Regions from separate parts of the Homo sapiens genome. Here all the other regions are linked to region 3. Evidence: chromatin contacts called from ENCODE Hi-C or POLR2A ChIA-PET data. All regions are on one chromosome and are shown on one strand. Each heading gives the region's core, a stretch centred on a gene start or an enhancer-like site at or near the end of the contact. The rest is flanking DNA. Distances are from core to core; before and after follow the strand shown. Region 1 overlaps LOC105369890 (a long non-coding RNA gene). Region 2 has its middle 19 kb from the start of POC1B-GALNT4. Region 3 overlaps LOC107984543 (a long non-coding RNA gene). Region 4 has its middle 91 kb from the start of LINC02399. Region 5 overlaps LOC105369890 (a long non-coding RNA gene).

What was found. Hi-C counts contacts between places; a loop is a spot of excess contacts on that map. ChIA-PET counts read pairs that join two places held with the same protein, here RNA polymerase II (POLR2A). Pooled maps may share reads with other maps.
Region 1: a loop to region 3 is called in a map of GM11168, with 2.2 times the contacts of the local background. The contact joins two enhancer-like sites. A Hi-C loop is called at or near these places in 1 of 168 maps with a recorded cell type or tissue (GM11168), 1 of 37 single-sample maps with no recorded cell type and 3 of 50 pooled maps. POLR2A ChIA-PET finds 5 or more read pairs at or near these places in 3 of 52 experiments (MCF 10A, OCI-LY7 and T-cell).
Region 2: a loop to region 3 is called in a map of right cardiac atrium, with 2.4 times the contacts of the local background. The contact joins two enhancer-like sites. A Hi-C loop is called at or near these places in 6 of 168 maps with a recorded cell type or tissue (adrenal gland, aorta, heart left ventricle and 3 more) and 7 of 50 pooled maps. POLR2A ChIA-PET finds 5 or more read pairs at or near these places in 2 of 52 experiments (OCI-LY7 and activated B cell).
Region 4: a pooled map shows a loop between it and region 3 (4-fold over the local background). The contact joins two enhancer-like sites. A Hi-C loop is called at or near these places in 4 of 168 maps with a recorded cell type or tissue (CD14-positive monocyte, CD4-positive, alpha-beta T cell, GM13976 and 1 more), 1 of 37 single-sample maps with no recorded cell type and 7 of 50 pooled maps. POLR2A ChIA-PET finds 5 or more read pairs at or near these places in 3 of 52 experiments (CD4-positive, alpha-beta T cell, GM12878 and activated B cell).
Region 5: a pooled map shows a loop between it and region 3 (2.7-fold over the local background). The contact joins two enhancer-like sites. A Hi-C loop is called at or near these places in 3 of 168 maps with a recorded cell type or tissue (aorta, breast epithelium and cardiac septum) and 4 of 50 pooled maps. POLR2A ChIA-PET finds 5 or more read pairs at or near these places in 6 of 52 experiments (A549, B cell, GM12878 and 3 more).

Annotation. Positions count from the first base shown.
Region 1 is chr12:89,926,002-89,928,706 of GRCh38, forward strand. It overlaps LOC105369890 (a long non-coding RNA gene), which reads left to right. Exons shown (of 13, transcript XR_001749246.2): 3 at 1,399-1,653. Among named protein-coding and RNA genes, the nearest start is that of LINC02399, 20 kb to the right of the region's middle. Within about 2 kb of position 1,275, at least 5 of the 41 ENCODE cell types and tissues checked have a DNase peak (open chromatin) inside an H3K27ac peak, as active enhancers do.
Region 2 is chr12:89,543,689-89,546,388 of GRCh38, forward strand. No RefSeq gene overlaps it. Among named protein-coding and RNA genes, the nearest start is that of POC1B-GALNT4, 19 kb to the left of the region's middle. RefSeq lists a silencer at 1,427-1,496. Within about 2 kb of position 1,275, at least 7 of the 41 ENCODE cell types and tissues checked have a DNase peak (open chromatin) inside an H3K27ac peak, as active enhancers do.
Region 3 is chr12:89,720,360-89,723,076 of GRCh38, forward strand. The region is part of intron 2 of LOC107984543 (a long non-coding RNA gene); the gene reads left to right. Among named protein-coding and RNA genes, the nearest start is that of ATP2B1-AS1, 13 kb to the left of the region's middle. Within about 2 kb of position 1,397, at least 3 of the 41 ENCODE cell types and tissues checked have a DNase peak (open chromatin) inside an H3K27ac peak, as active enhancers do; they include CD14-positive monocyte and GM12878, where a contact is called at or near this core.
Region 4 is chr12:89,855,186-89,857,885 of GRCh38, forward strand. No RefSeq gene overlaps it. Among named protein-coding and RNA genes, the nearest start is that of LINC02399, 91 kb to the right of the region's middle. Within about 2 kb of position 1,431, at least 4 of the 41 ENCODE cell types and tissues checked have a DNase peak (open chromatin) inside an H3K27ac peak, as active enhancers do; they include CD14-positive monocyte and GM12878, where a contact is called at or near this core.
Region 5 is chr12:89,959,512-89,962,211 of GRCh38, forward strand. All of the region lies in intron 6 of LOC105369890 (a long non-coding RNA gene), which reads left to right. Among named protein-coding and RNA genes, the nearest start is that of LINC02399, 13 kb to the left of the region's middle. RefSeq lists an enhancer at 720-949. Within about 2 kb of position 1,305, at least 5 of the 41 ENCODE cell types and tissues checked have a DNase peak (open chromatin) inside an H3K27ac peak, as active enhancers do; they include GM12878, where a contact is called at or near this core.

The sequences.
Region 1 (2,705 bases), core at 25-2,524, 210 kb after region 3:
CCGTTTCAAAAAAAAAGAAAAAAAAATTACAAGGAGAAAAATGGAAATTACCCATAATCTCATTACTCAGAAACAACATTCAATATTTCAGCACATTTTTTCTAGTTATACAAGCATACAAAAAATAAATATTTGGGATATTTTCCAAATATGTAATTTTAATTATTCTTTTTCCACTTAACATTTTATATTGAACATTTTCGTATGTTATTTTTCTTAAAAACAAACAGTTTTAATGGTTATATACTATTTCTATAATATGAATAGACCATAATTCATGCAATCACCTTCTCATTTTTATATGTAGATGGTTTTTAACTTACTGCTCTTATAATAATGCTATAATGAACATTTCCAGAAATGATTCTTATCTGCATTTCTTACTATTACCTTGGCATTTTCTCCTAAACAAGAATTACTGAAACAATCTGAATTTTTAAAGGTTCTTAATATGTATTATAAACTACTTTTCAGAAAATTAAAAAAAATCAATAACAGGACTGAATGAGTCCATTTTTCTTAATACTATTTTTAATAGTTATTGTCATTGAAAACAATCTTTGCTAATTGAAATTCTTGGTGTTCATAACTTGCTTTTCATTAAACATTAGTGAAGTTGAAGAGTTTCCTTACTTGAGTCAATTATATGTCTTATACTGTAAATTGTCTTATAGTCTTTTTCCATCTTTTCCTATTAGATGGTTAAAGCTTTTATGTGTTAATTATATATATATATAAAATTTTTTTTTCAGAGTCTCACTCTGTTGCCCAGGCTGGAGTGCAGTGGTCTGATCTTGGCTCACTGCAACCTCCGCCTCCAGGGTTCAAGTGATTCTCCTGCCTCAGCCTCCTGAGTAGTTGGGATTACAGGTGCCTGCCACCATGCCTGGCTAATTTTTGTATTTTAAGTAGAGACAGGGTTTCACCATGTTGGCCAGGCTGGTCTCGAACTCCTGACCTCAGGTGATCCACCCACCTCAACCTCCCAAAGTGCTGGGATTACAGGCGTGAGCCACCATGCCTGGTCTGTATCGTCCTTTAATGTGATATGGTTGGCAAATATTTTCTAGTTGGCTAGTAGATTTTTAATTTATTTGTGATGATGACAATATTTAATGGTATTAGGAATATTATGTTATTATACTATAGTCCACTATACATAAAGACTTATCTATGGTAAAAAGAGGTGGAAAATCCAGATAGTACAGATCTTTAGTACATTTTAAATTTGTTTACGTGATTCACATGGCTTGACTTTTGACAAACATATGCCTCCTAGAGCTAAAAGAGTCCTCATAGATTGTTTCACTTCCTCTTTCCTGGTAAGCAGGTCACCATGAAGTAAGAGCATGTCTTATCTTTGCATGTCAAGCATTATTTTGTGTTTCACTTTTATAGGAGAAGAAAAAGAGACATTATGTCATTCTTCTGATTGTGAATTTAATTAAAATCCTGATTCCTGGATGGTATCGTGGGCCTATTGAATGAGAATCTCTGGAGCTAGAACTGGAAATCTGCATTTTAACAAATAAGTCTGGTGATTTTTAGCATTCTAACATTGGAGAACTACTGGTGCTGGAGAGTTCAGATGACCAATGGTGAATTTTATCTCACATTACTAGCTTCTTCAGTTTTCTTCCCCTCAGTGCTCAGGTACTCAATTTGCATAATATTAGATTGTACTCTTTATATATTGGTTCAGAAAGGTTTTTAAGTGTGTGCTGTGAATCTGAAGCTAGATGGAAACTCACTCAAAGCAGGAATTGTAATACCCGGTTTTTGTTTTTTTAATCTCCTTAGACAACTTTGCATAGTGCAACAAAGTTATTGACTCATAGAGATTCAAAGTACCAAAGAAAATGAGATACTTAATATTTTAAAAATATAAGCCTATTTTCTGTATGAGAAAATGGAGGTAGAGTTTTAAAGTCTTTCAAAGTTTGTCAGGTTTCATGGTTTTTGATTTATTATTTTTTGAGGTTTTGGATGATGAACCTTGACTGATACTACTCCAGTGATATTTTTAAAAGTATTTTTATAAGATGTTTTAGAGGTGTCTCTTTTGTAGGAAAGAGACATGAGATAGTAAATTAGAATTTTTATTTAATTTAATCCAAGAATTTGAGACAGTACCTCTTCACAGAGAATCAAAAAATAGCTTGATTTAATCTGCAGTGTACCTATCTCTGTGCTTAAAACTGTGGATCTATTTCAATGGAATGGAACACGATCCTTATCCTTGAAGAACTTAACTGTATTTTACTTGCACTTAATTTTTGGCATTGTTTTACATGTTACTTCATATAATTTTACACTCTATAATTATATTTCTGGAACATTTGCATTGCTCTCATCTGCTTTAATAATGCTATTGCTGATTTATATTCATATATAATATCATGTTCTTTTCAAAGCCTATTTATGTATATGGTTCTAGGAGAGCCTCAAGAACTTAGTATAATATTAATAGAATTTTTTGAGTGTTTGATTCATGTGTGACTCTGAGCTTCACATGAATCCCATCACCGAATTATCACAACAATTCTATAAAGTAGGCTGTGTTATTATCATCTCCTATTTACCAGGTGTGAAAACAGAGCTGAACAAAGTTATTTTAAGAGCTGCAGTCTGACTCAAGAGCATACAGTTTACCTTAAGATCCCCTAGTCTAAACCATTAAACACACTGCCTCCTCAGCAGCATAG
Region 2 (2,700 bases), core at 25-2,524, 180 kb before region 3:
GAGGGAACTAGGAGAGAGGCACTAAGTGCTGTACTAAGAACCTGAATGAGTGCATTTGAGTCCTGGGTCTGCTACATGTGTGACCTAGGAAAAGTCACTTAAATCATTTAACTGTCTCCTCATCTTTAACATATAGATGGTTAAAAAGTACACAGCACTTGGAATAATAAACGGGCAGATTGTTAATGTTGAAGGTGTGAGCTGCTGTTCTTACAACACAATGTCAGCCCTTGAAGCTCTTACAGTAGATGGAAAGATGGAGATGAGTAGGATCTAATTATTGGCCAAGTGCAAAGGAGCTAAAAAGGCCACCCACGCTGCTACTTACTTCAGCAATACCCAAGGAAACAAGGGCAAAAAAAGAGCTCTAGAGGCTCTTCTTGGTCTAGCCCTGCTTTTGAGTTTGGGGCCAAAGCTCTAATTCACTCTAATTCAGGGGTGTTAGCAAGGTTCTTGTCTGGCATTCTAGCTCTGAACAGTTGATACCAGCTTCCTGAACCATGTGTTAAGAGAGATCTCAGACTGCATGTAGAGAACGTATGCCTTGAGAGATAAGTGATGTCTGCCATTGATTGAGGGTGGAGAGGAGGAGCCAAGTGGTTCTAGAACAGTGTCCTTTTGCCTAGAATGTCCCTACAGCAGGAGCAGCTGGGCAAGACTCAGAAGTCCTGATTATAATCACAGATTAAGGTGACCAACTATCCCAGTTTGCCTAGGACTGTTCCAGTTTTAGAACTGAAATTCCTGCAACCCAGAAAACCTCTCAATCTTGGGCACATCCCAATCAGCTTTGCAGGCTTTCTCTATCTGACAATACCAAAAAAAAACAACAACTATGAGCTCTGACTAGAAGAGATTACTCTTTTTGTCTTGGCCAATTTCAGCCTGTGAAAATGCATCTTATTCTGGCCTGTATGTGCCAGCCATATGCCCTCAAATGTTCCCCCACTTCACAATAGCTGACCTCCATACCTCTCTCCTTTCTCAGCTATTTTTCCTGCTGTATCCACTGACGCCTTAGTAGGAAACAGATGGCACCATCAAAGGGTTTAGCTGAAGAGAATTTCATACAGGGATTATTTACAGAGGCGTGGGCAGGGTTAATGGAACCAACAAGAGCTGGGGAGACAGTCAGGGATTAGCTCTTACCACAGGAGGTCTGCAGGGACAAAGGGAGGGGATGCTGTTACCAGCCTGGTAAGAGCTGAAACTGTGCAGGAGAGGTCACTGGGCCTGGGAGCTGGAGCCTCTGTCTCATCTGCGGTGTGGCAGAGAGGAAAGAGGAGGAGGGCATAAAAATCCCTGGCCCGGCTCTCCTCCTGCCCTCTGGCCTCTTGCCAGTAGTTTCTTGCCAGAGTGCAAGGAAAAGCAAATGAAACAACAGGTCTAGTAGAGGGCAGCCTCCCAGGCCGCAGAGCGTGACAGGAAAAGGCAGAGAACAGATCTAAGAATAACCATCCCAGGCCACCCTATTGTCACTCAGCTTCCATTCTAACACTTTACTTAGCCAAAGAAACTCAGGTCCTCAACACAGGGAAAACATAGTCTCATCAGCTACTGTATCACTGAGTGATGATGTATTTCAGTCATATTACTTCCTGGACCCTAAACTGTAACTTTAGTCACCACCAGGATGCAAGGCAGCAAAGAAAGGTAAAAAAATAAATAACTATCATACTACAGCTCCACATCTAAGCATTTCTAATCTAATAATCCTGACTTCCTCCTCCCAGCACTCGTTCCATAATTCTTTACCCTCACCTAGCATCTTGACAGTTAAGGTGTCTTACTTGATGGGGTGAGCCAAACCTTCCTTGCCACAGGATCCGGGTGGTTCCATCTTTGTTGAGTTGCTGCCGTTTCTCATTGGCCATTACTACTGGACATGGGAGTGCAATGAATCCCATGGGCTCTAGATACAGTGTTGTTTCCATGTGATAGCAAAAATCCCAATTTCTCCTTGATAATCAAAATTAATCATACCAGTCCATACAAACAGCCAATGCTCTGCCTTTGATCAGTGTTGTGAACAACCTGAAATGTTGAAGGGGCATTCTCAGTGTTTCCTAGTAGAAATATATCTCCCCCTTGGGCACAAGAACCTCACGCCCATTAGATGCAATGTTTTAGGGACAAGAAGACAGTATTATTGAAGTGGGTTATTACTCATCCTGAGTTCCCAGAGCCATGTATTCAACACCATGTATCAACCACTGATCTGACCACTTATAGGACAGCACCCCAACTTCACAAGATGTTGTCTCCCAGCAGGCTCCATAAATGAGCCTTCGATAGGACATTTCATCATTCCATCAATCTAGCTGCTTCCAGGTAAGAACAATGAATTCTACGATGTGAGCGTAATACCACAGCTGTTTCACTGTAAATGAGTTCCTTGATCAGTGACAATGCTGTGTGTGACACCATGGGGATGAATAAGGCAGCCTATCAACCACATATGGTAGTGCTGGCGGAAGCAACATGCACAGGAAAGGGAAGTTACTCTCCAGTATATGTAATTATTCCCATGAAGACAAATTCCTGCCCCTTCCATAATGTAGTGGTCTGATATTATCAACCTGGGTGGCTGATACTTCCAAGAAATAGTGCCAAATAAGGGTTCAGTGTTGCCTTCCGTTTTAGAAATCTGGGCACTCAGCAGTGACAGTGGCAGATCAGCTGTGATGTGAGGAAGTCCAT
Region 3 (2,717 bases), core at 147-2,646:
CAATGAGGAACAAGAGGTTGGTAAGAAGCCTATCTCATATGATAGGAGACAGCAGTACAAGGCCTTGCTGAGCTCTTCCAGAAACTCCCACATAGACCCACTAAAAAGTCAGTGTTTGGTTGCCTGCCACATTAAAAGTATTGACAGGCCGGGCGCGGTGGCTCACGCCTGTAATCCCAGCACTTTGGGAGGCCGAGGCGGGCGGATCACGAGGTCAGGAGATCGAGACCATCCCGGCTAAAACGGTGAAACCCCGTCTCTACTAAAAATACAAAAAATTAGCCGGGCGTAGTGGCGGGCGCCTGTAGTCCCAGCTACTTGGGAGGCTGAGGCAGGAGAATGGCGTGAACCCGGGAGGCGGAGCTTGCAGTGAGCCGAGATCCCGCCACTGCACTCCAGCCTGGGCGACAGAGCGAGACTCCGTCTCAAAAAAAAAAAAAAAGTATTGACAGCCAGAGGGGATTTCGATAGAGTCTAGCCAAGCAAAGGGACTGCCCTTGTCTTCTCCACCCTCCGTGCCCTCAACACTGGAAGAGCCACAGCTTCCAGAAGGGAAAGGGGAGGGGAGTAAAATGCAGATACTGAGTGAGCACTCTCCAATCCTCAATACACACAGACAGTGATGGGGGAGAGAACCTTTTACTCAGATAGAGATTTAAGATTTTAACAGTAGTAGATTAAAATTTCATTGATAGGCAGTAGAAGGCTTTGCTGGCCTCATCTAAAAACTCCCAGAAGAGTTCAAAGGTCCCAGAAAGTTAAAGGCTCTGCTTCAGATGTTGTTGAGGAACAGGTGTGGAGTATTCATTGGCTCATGGTTGAAATCAGTTGTTCAAGAAAAATACCTCATTGAGCTGAGCTTGAGGCCCTAACCAAATAGGTAGGCAAATGAAATCAGAGTAGGAATAAACACGAGTGAATTGGAAGACATGAAGCAGTTACAGATCACAGATACACGAAACACAGCTTAGGTAGCTTTCCAGAAAGAGGGCTGATGTGACAGGTAAGGACGTACTTGAGGTAGAGACAGGGCGGGAGAATCAATTTTAAAATTTTATATATAAAACTGCTGAATGATTAACACCATGAAAACCTGGCAATGAGCTATGTCTGGTCAGATGCACCTTCCTATTTCTACTCTCAAGACCTACAAATGCTGATTTCTTCATGACATTTCTTTATGGTAATGATGGAGAAATTTCTGGAGACAACTTGTCACAGAATTAAGTTGTCCAACTTACTCTCCCCATCGGGCTATTGTGAATTTCCTGGTTCCCGACCACCTGCCGGGTTCTGACCATTTACTTCCTTTCCTCTTTTGGAGCCGGTATCCTCCAGGTCCACATTGTTTGCCCTGAACTCCAATAACTACCTTCTTATTCTTCTTGCTTGCCCAATTGCTGGCCCAATGATTAGACTTACTTCTCATATCTATTTATACTCACTTCTGCTTACTTGTTGCTTAGTTTCTGACCTCACTGGCTCGTCTTGAACTTTGTTTATGCCTGTTTCTGAAAAAAGAAAAAGTCCTGATGACTGATTCCCTTACCTTGTCAAAATTCTCAACTCTGCTGAATTTCTGGCTTTTCCAGTTCCAAATTCTAGCCAATTTGTAATGCTTGGCTATCCTTTATCACAATCACAGCATTAAGAGTTGACTGTATTTTTCTATTATCGGTTTCATTTCTTATTTTATTCAACTAATTTGTTTTTTAAAAAGTACACATTTCTCAAATGCCTTCTTTCAATGTAAGCTATAGAAAGTCACTCTACTGTCAAACACAAAGTTTACCAAGCAAAATTGCTTTTCCCAATACAGTCTTGTTTATAGGACTTCAAGAACACTTCTACCTAAATAATCTATCACAAAGAATGAAGATTTAATCATTTTGATTTGGTCATAATAAGTTCTCTTTGGGCTGTTACTGATATAAATACATAACTTCTGTATTTGTGTTAACGTTTTGGAGGGTGGCCCTAGTCTAACTAAAAATCATGTTTTTAGTTCTTTGATTTTCTTACATATATATATATTTTTTTAAGACGCAATCGGGGCTCACTGCAACCTCCATCTCCCAGGTTCAAGTGATTCTCCTGCCTCAGCCTCTCGAGTAGCTTGGACTACAGGTGCACACCACCTTGCCCAGCTAATTTTTGTAGTTTTAGTAGGGACGGGGTTTCACCATATTGGCCAGGATGGTCTCCATCTCTTGACCTCATGATCCACCTGCCTTGGCCTCCCAAAGTGCTGGGATTACAGGCGTGAGCCACCATGCCCAACCTATATATTGTTTTAATGCTTGCTTTGCATACATGTTTACATTTAAATTTTGCATCACTTTCCAACAGTGATATAAATTCTCATTATCCTTAATCATTCCTTTTTGTGTCTCTAAAAATGAAGTGTTGGGCACTTAATATCCTCGTATTTTTCTTAGTTCTGTGTCTTAGACATTTCTTCCAGATTTTTAGAACCTTTTCCATTACTATTATAAATAGAAAAATACTAAGATGCCTCCCTCATTTAACTCTTTTGTTTTTAATCTCCAAGAATTCAAATGGTAAAACTAGGTATATTATATAAATGTGTATATATTCTTTGTTTTTTTTCGCATTGGACATTTATCGTTAAGTTTTTAAATATTAGGTATAGATAATTATCTGTATGTATGTATGTGTGTTTTTTTTATAATTCAAACAATACAGATATATATAGT
Region 4 (2,700 bases), core at 181-2,680, 130 kb after region 3:
CACCTCCCACCAGGCCCCACCTTCAATATTGGGGATCACATTTCAAAATGAGATTTGGAGAAGACAAACATCCCAACCATATCAGGGACACATAGCTCTCAGAAATTTTCCTAAAAAAATGTTCTTTTCTCTTTTCTACAAGCTGCCTTCACACCCCACAGCTATTCTCACTCCTAGCTTCTCCCCTGAGCCATTTCCTCTGCCTCCAGCTTGGGCTGTTTTTACTTTCCTCTGCCCACCCTCTCCTGTGAAGTCTTTTTCTTCTTCCTACCACCTTGCAGGCATTGCTTCTTTCTGTTGGTTCTCTGACAATTCTCCATTACTGATGCCAAAGCATTGCTTTCTTTTAACATGTCTTCTCTTCTCAGAAGATAGAGGAGAGGAAGAAGCTGAACAAAGCCAGAATCTTGTTTTGCAGACTTGGCAAAACTCTTAAAGGAGTAGTTTTTCTGTCCTTAAGAGGTAAAAATCTTTCTTAAAGCCTACCAAATATGAGGTTCTGCACTTTATTCTGTTCACCTCTTGCCCATTTAATTCTTCAATTTGAGTTCTGTTGCCTATTCCTTTTTGTATGTCTGTTACTGCACATTTCATTGTAGCTGATTTCACTCAGAAAATAGCCTTCAACTATAGAAATGTAGGTCAGCATCATATATATTTAGGATGTCATTCATATGGAAGATAAAAGACAAGAATCCCTATTGCAAATTTCTTCTTTCCTTAATCCATTCTAGTACATTTCAGCATTGTAGGTTTTGGTACCTTGATTTTTCTTATCTCGTAGGAAAAAAAGTGGGTTCTTTCATATTAATATTCAGGACCATGTATACACGTGACACAATAAACCACCATTAAAGAGATTATTTACCCAAACATAATATTTTCTAAAATTGATCTAATAAGTAAATAGCTATGACCATCAGCATGTGTATTGTAGGAATGAATTTGATGAAGTATTCATAAATTACGGGTTGAGGGATGAATTTTTGAGTAGCTAAGGGGCTCTGCAACTATGCTGGTTGACTGCTTATACACACATATACACACATACAGTTTAATAATTACATGGGGTATAGAAAAAGAGTTGGACAAATAAGTCTCATCCAAGTCTTTTCCCACCAAATTTGTCTCCGAACTAGGAATGCTAAACAGCTCAAAACTAGTGGACGTGAGCTTTATCCAGTTCTCTGCTTCTTCCCACTCTAGTTGGAAGTGCTAATGAACTGACAGCTCGAACAAAAGCCAGCACACAGTAGTCAATCACATTTTTATTGCATAAAAAATGAACCCCCCCCAAATCAGAGCACAAAATGATACAAGATAGAAGGGACTTCAGTGTATCCTGTTCATTTCTATACTGCGTATCTGATCCCTGCATAATCACAGAGTGGCTAAAGATGATTCATCTGAAAGACCTATTTAAGGAAGGAAGTGAAAGTCATAGGCTAAAAAATGGCCCATAATCAGGTGCTGACAGTTGTGTGTTGAAAGGTTCTATGTAAAGCCAAACTTTCCAACCACAAAAAGGGACCTGTTTTGTTCAACATTCTGGAGCAAAGAAATTAAGGGGAAAGCCAAGCTAAGATGAAAGGCCTAGAAATAGTTTTAACTTTCATGCTTGACACAGGAAAATAAAAGAAACCTACTGAGTAGATTAAACAAATAAATGTCCAATCATGCATTTAATTTGAATTCCCATGAAAATCTGTCAAATTTGTAGAAAGACTCCTAAAGTTTATTTTTGATACTAGATAGGCCATCTCCTACGCCAAAAATGGAAACGCCTCATAAAATTGTATACAGGTGACTTGGCGATTCAGTGGCAGACTGTTCAGATTGTTTGTTATTGATGTCCCTTGCTGCTTGCTTGTAAATTCATGTACAGATTCATTCATTCATGCATTTATTCTTTTTTTTTTTTTAAATTCAACACATACTTAGTTACTTATTCATGCTGGGCATTGGGCTAGGCTTTGGAGACACAACAAATATCTCTTCCTCTGTTAAGAGACTTAGTCTAGGCTGGGTGCCGTGGCTCACGCCTGTAATCCCAGCACTTTGGGAGGCCGAGGCGGGTGGATCACCTGAGGTCAGGAGTTCAAGACAGACCAGGCTGGCCAACATGGTGAAACCCCGTCTCTACTAAAAATACAAAAATTAGCTGTGCGTGGTGGTGGGTGCCTGTAATCCTAGCTACTCAGGAGGCTGAAGCAGAAGAATTGCTTGAACCCAGGAGGAAGAGGTTGCAGTGAGCCGAGATCACACCATTGCATGCCAGCCTGGGTGACAAGAATGAAACTCTGTCTCAAAAAAAAGAAAAAAAAAAAAAAAAGAAAGAAAGAAAGAAAAGAAACTTAGTCTAGTTTGTCAGAGAAGAAAATGAACTTTTTTCTTTCTTTTTTTTACTGTACAGTACTGTAAGTGCCATGACAAAAATAAGCCCATTCAAAATGCCAATTCAGACTGGGAAATCAAAGAAGGCTTCTGGGAAGTATTAATTGCTGAGCTGAGATTTGAGAAAGAGTGGGTTTAGCCAGATGAAGGAGAGGCACTAGAACATGGTTGCTAAATGCGTGGATTCTACAGCCAGGCTCTCTGGGCTCAAGTCTTGTTTTTTCCAGTAACTATGCATGACCCCAGGCAAGGTTCCCAACCTCAATTTCTCAGTTCTTCAATTTCAACCTCAATTTCTCAATTCTT
Region 5 (2,700 bases), core at 55-2,554, 240 kb after region 3:
AGTACTGTGCTCATTATAGGCATAGACAGATTATCATAATTATAAAAGTGCAAGTTTGGTGTAAAAAATAAAAAAAATACATGATGGTAGAGCCTCCGGGCTTAAAAAAAAAAACTTGGGATATCTTATTAAACGTATTGTTTTCCAACTAGTCTCATCTTTGCTCCCTTGGTGCTTAGAAAGAAAACTCCAAGTAGAATAATGATAACTACCATATGTTGGTTCTTACCATAAAGCTAAGAGCTAAGCAGTCTACATATAGGTGTCTCATTTGGTCTTCCCAACAGCACGATGAAAGACATATGTGAGGAAAGTAATGTACAGAGATGTTAGATGACTTGTTTAAGGTCACAGAGATGGTGAATTGTGGAGCCTGGGTTTGAATCTAGGTTAGTCTGACTCCTGAACTGCATTCTATGCCAGTGTATGAAAGAGTCTTCAGAAAACCACATAGTTTAATGTGAGAAAGTGAAGCTTTAAAAGAGATTCTAGTCCTTTCCAAGCTAAGTTTAATTTAGGGAGGCAGGGAGTGTGTACACTGTGCAGAAAATACAGTTCTTACCTGAGGGTATCACAGTCCCCATTCAGTTGACATTCAGCAGAAGATCAACTCAGTTGTTTGGCTATCTCAGTTCAGCAAGCTCTTCTAAGCCAGAGGTTGGAACATAAAAATGATTGAGACATCTCTCCGCCCTTGTGTCCAGTGGAGGGGCAGGTTACATAAATAGATGTTTGTGAAAATCAAAGTAGAAGCTCAGTCCTAGAGAACTCTGAGGATAGCCTGTGAGCTGCAAGTCTGAGGAAGCCGAAAGGAGAATGGTGAGTAATGGGAGTTTCCCTAGGGGTGACCAGCTTGTCTGGTTTGCCTGGGACTTCCCCAGTTTTAGTACTAAAAGTCCCACATCCTAGGTGATCCCTTAGTCCCTGGCAAACTGAAATGGTTGACCACATAAGTTTCTGCTGGTTTGGAGAATTGCTAATTTCCATTAGGGAACTGGGGGATTCCTAGTCAGTCCTTGTTGAGAAATTAATATTCATGAGCATCACCCTAAAAATGATAACCTAATCTTCTATGAGAAATATTTTGGTTAAGCAAGCTTGATTTGCTACTGTTTTCAATTGGGAGTTCAATAAATTTGCTTTGTTTTCTTGTGTGGTAGGAATCCATGTTGTCATCAGGGATCTTGCAAACTCAAGTGTGAAGACAGAGGCAATCCTGCATGGGTCCCATCAAGATAATGGGCACACAAACTGCTTGTGAGGGAGCAGACTGTTTAATGAATAAGGAATTAGGTTACACAGGCACCATGTTCAAAAGTCAGCTGGCAGAGTTTCAACAACCTCGTCATCACTAGAACAGTCCTGGGTGTGCAATCCTATAATGCCTGGGCAGGGTGACCAGGTTTAATGTACTCTTTTACAGCTCATGGGTATGGGGCTTATCACATGCTTCAGCAAGAGCACCCTTTTATTATTTTGAAACTTATAGTGTCACCTTAACGTTTTATGACAAGCCTTGTCCATCACATCACCACTATAAAAATGTCAATAACTTAGAGAGTTGCTTTTTCAAATATTTTGTCACATAATTAAAATTTTATTCTTCTTTTCACTTTTCCTTTTTTCCTCCCTTGAGAGCCCTTCTTTATTTTTCTTTTTTTCTTTCTTTTTTCTTTTCTTTTTTCTACCTCTCTGTCTTCCTTTCTCTTTTTCTTTCCCTTTCTCCCTCCATCTATCCTCTCCACTTTCTTTTATCCTTTCTTCCTTTTTGAAGGAAGAGGGGATTTTGATTCTCTTCAGATGCAACTCTCCTTCCCTGTCACATGCATCTTCTCAAAAACTTAAGCTAGGAGGGTGACTTGCTGAGACCTTAACTAGAGTTTTGTTTTCATTTCCGTACCAAGAAGTCTCCCTGAGTATCTTGCATCAAAGGAGGTAGATGAAAAGGGAGTTATTGGCCAAAAGAAATGGCATGCATCCTTCTTGCTCTTCTAAAGAATGTACAGGTCTTCGATGTTCTATGGCCTGGGTACATCCTGAGGGGCCCTTAAGTTCTAATATTGGTGATGAGAAATAGCATGATCTCTTTTGTGTTGGAATGAAAGAGAGGAGCTGGATTCTGAGGAGAATTGAAAGTTTTTGTCAATTTTGTTTTTTTGTTGTTATTGAAAAGAGGGGGAGGGGTTGGGGAGAGAAGGGAAAGACGGGCAGAGCTCGGGTAGTGGGACACTTCTAATACTTGAGTCCTATCCCTAAGTTAATTCTGATATCGTCAGTAGTTTCAGAGTTTCTAGGATCACTGACTCCAGAAAAGGGCTGCATCGAAGGTCCTCTTATGAATGCCTAGAGCAACTTGATTAGAAAATCCATCTTTATACCCCTTCTTGGAGACCTATTAGTAGTTCTGGCTGTCCCAACATAACAGCAGAATCCTACTCTGATCTGGGTTTCTGGAAGCCCCCTGTGAACCATCATACCCTGGATGACAAACTCCAGTAGCACTGGGGAGAGAGCACTTAATGACAAGTAGACCCCCGAAGGGCTATAGAAGGAGCTTGTTTATCTTAAATATGGGTGGGATGGGGGGGAAATGGGGCACTTTTGTACACCTTGAGAGATCTGTGGGCAGAAGAGACAGGCTACCTCTGTTACACACTAAGAACTGACAAGAATGAGACAATAAAACACTCCGTTACACAC